Regions from separate parts of the Homo sapiens genome. Here region 2 is linked to region 1. Evidence: chromatin contacts called from ENCODE Hi-C or POLR2A ChIA-PET data. All regions are on one chromosome and are shown on one strand. Each heading gives the region's core, a stretch centred on a gene start or an enhancer-like site at or near the end of the contact. The rest is flanking DNA. Distances are from core to core; before and after follow the strand shown. Region 1 holds the start of MIR142HG (MIR142 host genes). Region 2 holds the start of LIMD2 (LIM domain containing 2).

Region 1 (4,874 bases), core at 1,776-4,275:
CTGCTTTGGGTACAAGACACTCACTTGCACTGACACACACACTCGTACACACTGCCTATCAGGCTGGGAGTGCCCAAGGACAGGTCCTGTGTCCTTTTCTCTGCCGGCTCACCTTTGCCTACCCACAGCCTCAGCTTGGCACACAGAGATGGTTGTCCCCCAGGTCGGTAAGGTGGGGGTGGCAGTGAGGGACCATGAGCCTGGAGCCCTCCAGGATTCCAAGCCCAGATCCCTCTATCCTGATGAAGGGCTGTTCCCACCTTGTTCCTGCCGCCCCCGCCCCCTACTTCCTCTGAGCAAGAATCTGAATGTCAGAACCAGGGAGGGCCGTGGGGGACTTTTGACAGCAAGTCCAAGTGAGCCAAGGTTGCCCAGTGACAGCCTGCTTGAACCTGGATCGGCCGCCAAGGAGGCGGAGTTTGAAGTATCAACTTGAACTCCTCTCTCCACAAAGACATCAAGGGTTTGGTTTTTCTCATCCTGGGGAACTCAGGCAACAGGTGGCTTTGGAGGCAGGAGTGGGAGCCAGGCCACTCTCACAGAGGTACTTATGTTCTGAATCCACCCCCAGCTCCTTCCAGTCACCCTGTCAAGCACTGGCCCCAGATTCCCAGGTGACCCTCCCTGTGTCTCTTGGGGAGGACGCAGGTGTGTCCAGGAGTGTAGATAGGCCTCCTCTAGGTGTGTGTACAGGACTGCGGGGTGTGTCGGCGACAGCGTGTCTGTGTCTGAATGTTTTGGGCTCTCTGGGCCGCTGTGTCTGCATGTGTGTTTCCATGCAGGCACTGGCTGCTCTTCCCTCAGGCACCTGCTGGTCAGTCACACAGGCCACGCATCTGGGTGGTGGCAGCCTACGTCAGGCTTCGAGTCCAGCAGCCTTGTTCCAGTCACAGGTGGACGGCCCATTCCATGTATCCTAGCCATTCTCACAAAGTTTCTTATTGTCTCTGTATTCTTATTTTAGACTCTGCCCCTTCCCCTGTCCTTGATTTTGTCTCTGGCCCTGTACCATTTCTTCTGGTTTGAGGCCCAGCAGAGTCGGGAGTCATCGCTGGGCTGGGGAAAGTCCAGGTCCTCATTCCATCCTTCTTTAGCCCCAGCCTCGGGATGGGAACCAGCAGAGGGCCTAGACTATCCAGAAACCCCCTGACCCCAGAAGCTCCGTTGACAGAGAAGCTGGGCCCTAAGCTCTCTTCTCAAAAAAAGAAAATAGATAAATAAAAATAAAAACTATTGGTGGTCTTTAGGCATTGAGGTTGTACAGAGAAAATCAGCCTCTGTTGTCACAAGACAACAGGCAGCAGGGACACCTCACCCTGCTCAGGACAGGAGAAGGGCTAGATTGGAGACTGTTGGAGCCATGTGTGTCCCTTGGAACCTCAGCTCTGACTCGCCACAGGTCACATGCTGAGGGGTCTATGGCATAGCTGGGCCCAGAAGCCGGGCTCCTGGGTCCCATTCTGTGACTCTCTTTTGTGGGGACAGGACGCCTCTGAAGTGAGGGCTATGGAGGCATCATAAGCAGGAGTAGGAGGTAAGATGCTCTCAGGGGAGGAGCCCTGAAGAATGGGGGTCCAGGAACCCAGGTTACTGCACAACTTTGATATTCTTATCCTCTTATCGCCTGGGGCAGCCACTTCCCCTCCACCCAGGTCAGAGGCAGCGGTGGTCTCTTAAAGGAGTATCGCCCCATTTCTGGCCAGCTGGCCCTGCAAGGCAACCCTCCTCACCACTTTCTCTTTAGACTCAAGGGGGTGAAAGGCCCCATTCCCCCTTTCTCTGTCCCATTTTAGGGACCTGGGAATGGGGCAACTTTCCAGGTTGAAGGACCCCCTTCCTGGAGGGAAGGATGTGGGGCCATCTCCCTCCCCACTGCCCCCATGCCAGTCCTCTTCTAGGCCCTGAATCTGACAGCTCCCTAAGGTCTGTGTGGGCCTAAACGGAGGACCCAGAGAAGAGGTCCATGGCCTTCTGGGAAGGAGTCACTGGGTGGTTTTCTCTCTACCGCTCCTACCTCCCCAAACCCATTCCTCTTGCTTCCAGAGCCAAGCCCATGGAGAGGCTTGGAGAACGCTGGGGGAAGATGGTATGGGCTGGGCTCAGCCGACGCTGTCCCCTGCCCACCCCCACACCCTACTCCCCTCCCCCAGCCAGGGGCCCTGGGCTGGGCAGCTTCCTGCCTTCCCCATGGGGAAATCGGGGGTGGCATGCAGGTGGGTGGGCCCCATGCCCACATCCGGTGGCCGCCAGAACCTTCCCTCGAGCCTCTTTCCCGCCACTCCTCCAAGCCCCCTTCTCTCCGCATAGCACCTGTGCCCCACCTTAGGACCTGATCCTCACCCAGCTCTGCCCTGCCCTCTTGTCCCCACAGGTCCCAAAGAGAGCGTGAACACCTAGCCTAGTGCCATCAGTCCACCGGGCCTGAGAGTGTCCCCCGCACTGTGCCCTGCAGGCTGAGGCTGCAGGAGGGGTGGCTTTGTGGGGTGCTGAGGACAACAGTCTCCATGGACGCCCTTCATGCATCAGCACCTCCATGGCCCTCGGGAGCACACGCAGAGGAGCCAGGGCCTGGCCTGAGTGTTGGGAAGGGAAGGGAGTTTTCTGGGCTGAGGTCAGCAGCGGTGGGGCTCAGAGAGAAGGTCCTTTTCTTGTGCTGGAATTCTGGACTCCCCGTTTTGGGCACTCACCGAGGGCCCTGTCGAGGAGCCCTGGTCTTCTGGGGTCACCCTCAATGCCCTGAGTCAGTCCCAGGCTCTTGAGCCATCCCTTGGAGCTGGTGCCACGGGGGGAAGGGCAGCTGGGGCCGGAAGCCACCTGCCCAGGGCATGAGAGAGGGTCCCCAGCCCTCCCGCGGGCCCACCCCCTTCTGTTTCCTGTCAGTCTGTCCTCCCCAGGGAGGGAGGGAGGGAGGGCGCTCATCCCCTGCGGGCGGGGGCGGGGCGCGCTCTGAGACCGTTGGGCGCCCTGAGATCTGGCCCACGTGGCCTCGGGGTTATAAGCCCTGCCCTCCCTGAAGGGAACCCCACTTCGGAGCCTGGAGCACAGGGCGAGCTCTCCTCCGCCCTGCAGCCTCAGGTAAGGATCCGGACCTTCACTGCTGCCCCAACTGGGGCTCCTCAGCTCGGGGCCTCTAGGGGCTTGGGCTGCTGGTCTGGGTGGAGGCGCGTTGGGGGTGTCGAGGAGCTTGGGTGCAAGCCCCATGCGGGAAGCTCAGGGCAAAGCGCCTTGAAACCCTCTCTAGTGAAGGAAGGTAAAATGGCTCCGGGACCCCAGGCGGGGAAAGAGGTGTCCAAGGAGGAGGGCTGGAGAGTAAGGCGGGGATGGCAGAGGGTACGCAGAGGCTGAGAAGTGGGACCAGTGTCTCAAGGGGCGCCAGCCTCTTCCTCCGCCCAACATGGCCACCATTTTTGTTGGGATAGCCTTGGGCTCCTGCCAGGGGAACAGCAGGGCAGTGAGGGAGTCAGGACTTTGGGCTGGTGGGGAGGCCGAGAATCAAGGCTCTGGGGAGTCAGGACTTTGGGGCTGGTGGAGTGGCTGGGGACTGAGGCCCTGGGGGGTCAGGACCTTGGGCTGCTATGGAGGCTGGGACTGAGGCTCTGGGGGAGTCAGGACCTTGAGCTGGTGGGGAGGCTGGGAATTGAGGCCCTGGTGTGTTCAAGACCTTGGGCTGGTGGGGAGGCCAGGGCCTGAGGCCCTGGGGGGTCAGGACCCTGGGCTGTTGGGGAGGCTGGGGACTTAGGCCCTGGGGGGTCAGGATCTTGGGCTGGTGGGGAGGCTGAAGGGTGGGGACTGAGGCTCTGGGCAGTCAGGACCTCACGGTTGGGGTGGACTGGAGACCAAGACCTTGGCAGGGGAGCTGTGGCTGCCTCATTTGGACGCTGGAGGGTGGCTAGCGTGGCTGGAAGCGGCCAGCCAGGGGTTCACAGAACTGAAGGTGAGGCCTCCAGAGGCCCTAGTCTCTACCTGAGTGTCTCTGAAACTGGGGGGATGGGGTGGAGCCTTTAGGGGGAAGGGAAGAGGGAACTGAAGAGGAAGTGGGGGAGGGAGGTAGAGGAGGCAAGTCTGGCGCCATGCTGAGTCACCGCCCACAAGGCCCAGGGCGGGCCCTCGGGGGGCCCTGGCAGGGTTGGGGGGATCTTAGGAAGCCACAAGGAGGGCTGGGGGGCTCTTGGAGCAGGAGTCAGGAGGCCTGGGCAGCCTGAAGAGTACACGCCGACGGACAGACAGACAGTGCAGTCACCCATAAAGTAGAAAGCACTACTAACAGCACTGGAGGGTGTAGTGTTTCCTACTTTATGGATGAGTGTACTGTGGGCTTCGGAGATCACGCCACTGCTGCCGCCCGCTGCCCGCCACCATCTTCCTCGGCGCTCGGGGACCTCGTGTGACAGGTGAGCACCTTACGGCCCCTCCCTACCCTGCCCAGATGCCTGAAAGGCCTCCATGGCTTTCCTGCCCTTCCTGGTTCCGGACAGCTGGGGAAAGGCCACAGCAGCTCCTCTGCTGCCCTGCAGTCTTTGGGGGCGGGGAGGGCTGGACATGTGGAACCCTGATGCAGCCGCAGCGTCAAGGACGAGGAAGGGGTGGGAAGGGATGGTACGTGGAGGGGAATGGGTGGTGGGACCAGGGACCCAATGCTAATAAAGACTGGACTGTGCTTCTCTTTTGTCTGAGACTCTGTTGCTGGGGTGGGGAGCTGAATGCGGGCGGCAGGCACATGGACAGTATGGGCGCACAGAAGGGCTGGGAGGGAGAACCTCTGTCGCTCCTCCAGAAGATACGGGTTTGGCCCTGCCTATGAGATCAGAAGAGGGCTCTGGGCCTGGCCAGGCCACAGCCGGAGGAGAGAAGGGCCTGGGCCATCTGCAGAAAGG
Region 2 (4,874 bases), core at 2,215-4,714, 5.4 Mb before region 1:
ACTGTGCGCATTCTCCAGCCAGGGATGCAGAGGCCACCCAGAGGCCCTTCCTGAGGGCCGGCCACATTCCCGCCCTCCTGGGCAGATTGGGTAGAAAGGACATTCTTCCAGGAAAGTTGACTGCTGACTGATTGGGAAAGAAAATCCTGGAGAGACACTTCACTGCTCCAAGGCTTTTGAGACACAAGGGAATCTCAACAACCAGGGATCAGGAGGGTCCAAAGCCGACATTCCCAGTCCTGTGAGCTCAGGTGACCTCCTCCGCAGAAGAGAGATGCTGCTCTGGCCCTGGGAGCTGAATTCCAAGCCCAGGGTTTGGCTCCTTAAACCCGAGGACCGCCACCTCTTCCCAGTGCTTGCGACCAGCCTCATTCTATTTAACTTTGCTCTCAGATGCCTCAGATGCTATAGGTCAGTGAAAGGGCAAGTAGTAAGCTGCCTGCCTCCCTTCCCTCAGACCTCTCCCTCATAATTCCAGAGAAGGGCATTTCTGTCTTTTTAAGCACAGACTAAGGCTGGAACAGTCCATCCTTATCCCTCTTCTGGCTTGGGCCCTGACACCTAAGTCTTTCCCACGGTTTATGTGTGTGCCTCATTCCTTTCCCACCAAGAATCCATCTTAGCGCCTCCTGCCAGCTGCCCTGGTGCTTTCTCCAAGGGCCATCAGTGTCTTGCCTAGCTTGAGGGCTTAAGTCCTTATGCTGTGTTAGTTTCGTTGTCAGAACAAATTAAAATTTTCAGAGACGCTGCTGGAGAATGGCATTGTGTCTGCGTCAGCTCAGGGGCTACAGGCTGCTTCCTGGTGTGTGTGCTTGCAGGGATGGCCGTGCTGCCCCAGGTGAGAGCTGTCCCACCATCCAAGAGCAGGCCCATGGGTGCTCACTGAAGCTCAGCAGTGACCTCTTACACTAGATAGACCAGTTTATTTGAAAACCTGTAACAGATCTGTCTCTTAACTATCTAAAATTTTAAGACTATGAATTTTAGCCTGTGGTCATCAAACCACTTTGGAGCTAAAAAGTTCCAAAGATTGAGATTGAGGCAGAGGATGCTGGTGGCCTTTGGCAGGAAAGGAGGTAGAAGGGTTTGTCTTGCAACCGGACATGGGTGTCTCCTTACCCTGGGTGCTAGCACCCAAAGAGCAGGAAACCTAAGAACCAGCCCCGCCCATCCCTGCCATGCTGGCTGGCGCCAGCGAGTGTGAGCCAGGGGGTGCAAATCTGAGGCTCCCTGCAGTGCTTCCAGGGCACATGGCTTACCCTTCTCCCAGTCCCTCAGGGGGAAGGCCCTCCCCCAGCTCAGGCACCTCAAATGCCCCTCTAACCTGAAGCTGCACTGAACCATCAGGTGCCCTTGCTTTCCGTTTCCTCCCAAATTTTAACAGCAGTTTAAAGAAGAAAAGTAAGCCTCTTTGGGCAGTGAGAGGCTAAGGTGAAGGGAATGACACTGACCCTGGGCTAGGATGGGGCCTGGGGCGAGTGAGTGTCGGGGGCGGCGGGGAGCATTTCCGGCCCTCCTCCCCCTGCTTTAAACCTCAAGTTCCCTTCGCCTCGCCCCGCCCTCCCCCCCCCACACACACACAAACACAGAGTCTGTCGCCCAGGCTGGCGTGCACTGGCTTCATGTTGACTCACTGTAGGCTCCACCTCCCGGGTTCAAGCGATTCTTCTGCCTCAGCCTCCCGAGTAGCTAGGATTACAGGCACACACCACCACGCCTGGATAATTTTTGTATTTTTAGTAGAGACGGGATTTCACCATGTTGGCCAGGCTGGTCTTGGACTTCTGACCTCGTGATCCACCTGTCTCTGCCTCCCAAAGTGCTGGGACTACAGGCGTGAGCCACCGCCGAGCCAAGTTCCCTTTTTTTGTTTGTTTTTGACGCTGGTCATCAGTTTCCTTTGCTTCTGGATGCCTTCTGCACCTTGCTGTTGGGGCATCCTCAATGCCCATCTGCAGCTCAGCCCACAGGCCCGTCCTGGGCAGGGTGCCGGGGCCTCACCATGCCCAATGGCAGCAAGCCCTGCTCCTAGTACCCCCGGGGCTTCCCGTTTCTTGCATCAAACAGCCCCTTTGGAGAATCTGATGACAGGTGTGGAAGCTTTCCCGAGAGGCAGCCACTTTAGAGGGTCTGACGCTCCCCACTAGAGAGTCGGCCCACAGTGCAGACAAAACGCAGATCTTCCTCTAGAGAGAACAGAAGGCTGGAGAGGAGACGCGGAGCCGGTCCGTGGAGTCCGCCAGCCTGGGAAACAGCTGGTCGCTGGGGAAGCTGCAGCCTCCCTGCTCCCCTGCCAGGCGTCGGGCGAGAGCTGTTCTGTTCCCTGACAAGCGCGTGGGCCGCCAGTGCTATTCCTGCCACAGTGTGGGAAGGCGCTGGGCTAAGGGCTGTGCTTCCCGGAGCTGCTTCTAGCCTGATTTCCGGCCAAGCCACGCAGTCCCTGGTGCCCGGGAAGGCGCCGGCCTCGCCGCCGCTCCAAAGCGAGTGGCCGTCTCTCGCCGGCTGTGCCTCCGGCCTGCTGTGCGGCTGCAGGGAGGGAGCAGCTCTGCGGCCCAAGCTCTGTCACCTCAGCTCTCTGGGCCGCGGCTCCCACGTGAGAAATGAGGTGCGCTTGTTGGAGAGGGGGCCCCCGTTGCTGCCCACAGAATTCCGCCCCAGAAACGCTTGAGTACGTGGAGCCTCGGGGGACGGGTGCTCCGGGAACCACGCATACCGGCCTCCCCAGCCCGTCGCAGGGTTGCAGAGGCGCCGAGGGCTGGGGGGGCTGCCGGGGCTGCCGGGCCCTCGTGCAGGCTCCTCCCCGCAGCCTCGCGGCCGGGCCTGGAGACCGCGTGCCCGGACGCCGCCGCCAGCCTCGTGGGCCGCAAAGGGGCGGGGGCGGCCCCTGGCGGCGGGAGGACTCGGCCGCCCGAGGGACCCCGGGCCAGGCTCCGGGGTCGCCCCGGCTGGGTCTCTGCGGCCCCACAGCTCTGGGCGGGGATGGGGGCGCCGGCGCCTACGCGCGAGGCCAACCGGGGGAAACCGAGGCAGTGAATGGCCCAGGCCCCGCCCGGTTATCCCGGAGCCAGGCCGGGAGCGCCCAGTGTCCCGCGACCGCAGCCGCCGCAGCCTGAACTCGTCCCCTCCCAGTAGGATGCGGAGCGCGGCCCTTCCATCCTGTCCCTGCCACCGTTGCTTCCCCACGCCGGGCCGCCGTCGGGATGGGCAGACGGCGCGGCCGGTACCCGAGGCCTGCGAGCGCGAGGCCCGCGGGGCGCTGCGGAGCCGGGAGCGCGGAGCCGGGGCGGGGGACAGACAAAGGCGGGGACGGCGGCGAGGGGAAGACAAAGCGCGGAGGGGGGTCGGCGGCGGCGCCGGGGCCCCGAAGGCGGCTCCGGGCGCGGCGGAGCCAATGGGCGGGCGCGGGGCGGGGGCCGGCGGGGGCGGTGCAGCGATAAGGCGGTGGCGGCGGCGGTGGCTCGGGGACCACTGGTAGCGGCAGCAGCTCGCGCCCGCGCCCTCCTCGTACCCGTGCGCCCCCGGAGACCGATCCCGCCCCGCGGCCCAGGCCGGGCCTGGTGAGAGCCGCGGGGGGAGGGGCCGCGTCCGGCTCCGGAACCGGGAGAGGCGCCGAGGGGTGTGGGGTGAGGGCCGCCCGTGGGGTCCCGGCGAGTCTGCGAGCCGCTCTCGCCCGGGGCGCACAGGCTCGAGTCCTCGTTTCAGGGCCGGCCCCCGGCTGGGCGGAGCCGAGACCCGCTGGCGGGGCTCGCGGCGTCGGGGTCTGGGGTCCGGTCCTCGCGGGGCCAGGTCGGGGGCCGAGGGGCGGGGCGGGCGGGGACCTCGGGCGCTGTCCAGGGGCTGCGCAGCCTAGGCCTGGACGCCCGGGCGCGGCGCAGGGCAGCGAGGGCCGGGGTCAGGTCGGGGCAGCGGCTTCTCATCGCGGCCCCGCCGGCCCCGACCTCCCCTCACCCCAAGCGGTCCCAGCCCGCGGGACGCACACGGCGGCTGCGCGGGAGCCCCCGGCCCCTCCGCTCCCGCTAACTTTGTTCTTCCGAGGGACGGTGCCACTCGGGACCCCGGCCCCTGGGGAGCAGGGGTGGGGGAGGTGGGTGAGGGGCGGAAGTGGCAAGACCAAGAGCAACAGGAAATGACTTAGGGAAAGTCCCAACCGCAATCCCCCCAGCCCCTGCCTGTCAACACCCCCCACCCTGCAGGCTGGGGCCGGGCTGGCGGGGCCCTCCCGACTGACTTCCCCTTGCAGAACCCAGCGGGTGCCGCTTCTCCACCCGAGGCTTCCACCTCCAACGAGCCATGTTCCAGGCTGCAGGAGCCGCCCAGGCCACCCCCTCTCATGTAAGTGCCCGGCTGGGTGGGAGGGCCCCCCGGACAGGAGCCTGGCCTGGGGTGAAGGGGAGAGGCATCAGAGTTTGCCGGCCCCCTTTGTGCCCTGCGGCGCGCCCCTGGGCCTTGGGCTGATGGCTGCAGCCCTGATCCAGGGCCTCCCGGAGCTGCCCCTGCCCTGACCGCCCCTCTCCCTCAGGACGCCAAAGGCGGCGGCAGCAGCACGGTGCAGCGCTCCAAGGTAGGGGCCTGGGGCCGGGTGTGCGGGAGGAGGGGTGTGAGGGAGCGGGATGAGCACTGGGGCAGCACCTGGCTGAGCTTCCCGCACAGTCCTTCAGCCTGCGGGCCCAGGTGAAGGAGACCTGCGCCGCCTGCCAGAAGACCGTGTACCCCATGGAGCGGCTGGTGGCCGACAAGCTCATTTTCCACAACTCTTGCTTCTGCTGCAAGCACTGTCACACCAAGCTCAGGTGCGCCCCTGCCCTGCCCGCCCCCGCCTCGCCTGCCAACCCAGCCCCGACCTGACCTGACCTGACGCCGTTGTTTGGCTTCTG

The links. Hi-C counts contacts between places; a loop is a spot of excess contacts on that map. ChIA-PET counts read pairs that join two places held with the same protein, here RNA polymerase II (POLR2A). Pooled maps may share reads with other maps.
Region 2: a loop to region 1 is called in a map with no recorded cell type, with 11 times the contacts of the local background. The contact joins the promoter of LIMD2 here to the promoter of MIR142HG in region 1. A Hi-C loop is called at or near these places in 1 of 37 single-sample maps with no recorded cell type and 8 of 50 pooled maps. POLR2A ChIA-PET finds 5 or more read pairs at or near these places in 2 of 52 experiments (CD4-positive, alpha-beta memory T cell and activated B cell).

Annotation. Positions count from the first base shown.
Region 1 is chr17:58,330,671-58,335,544 of GRCh38, reverse strand. It overlaps MIR142HG (MIR142 host genes), which reads left to right and starts at 3,025. Exons shown (of 1, transcript NR_186557.1): 1 at 3,025-4,657. The region is part of intron 2 of TSPOAP1-AS1 (TSPOAP1, SUPT4H1 and RNF43 antisense RNA 1); the gene reads right to left. It overlaps MIR142 (microRNA 142), which reads left to right and starts at 4,227; the gene lies at 4,227-4,313. RefSeq lists enhancers at 1-137, 1,878-1,967, 2,558-2,627, 3,128-3,197, 3,998-4,137 and 2 more and a silencer at 2,708-3,017.
Region 2 is chr17:63,698,715-63,703,588 of GRCh38, reverse strand. It overlaps LIMD2 (LIM domain containing 2), which reads left to right and starts at 3,464. Exons shown (of 5, transcript NM_030576.4): 1 at 3,464-3,557; 2 at 4,241-4,332; 3 at 4,520-4,561; 4 at 4,651-4,790. The coding sequence starts at 4,291. It overlaps LOC729683 (a long non-coding RNA gene), which reads right to left and starts at 3,251. Exons shown (of 1, transcript NR_046273.1): 1 at 904-3,251. It overlaps STRADA (STE20 related adaptor alpha), which reads left to right. Exons shown (of 13, transcript NM_001003787.4): 13 at 1-757. RefSeq lists silencers at 1,486-1,565, 2,756-3,715, 3,806-4,265, 4,356-4,585 and enhancers at 1,986-2,085, 1,881-2,465, 2,466-3,051.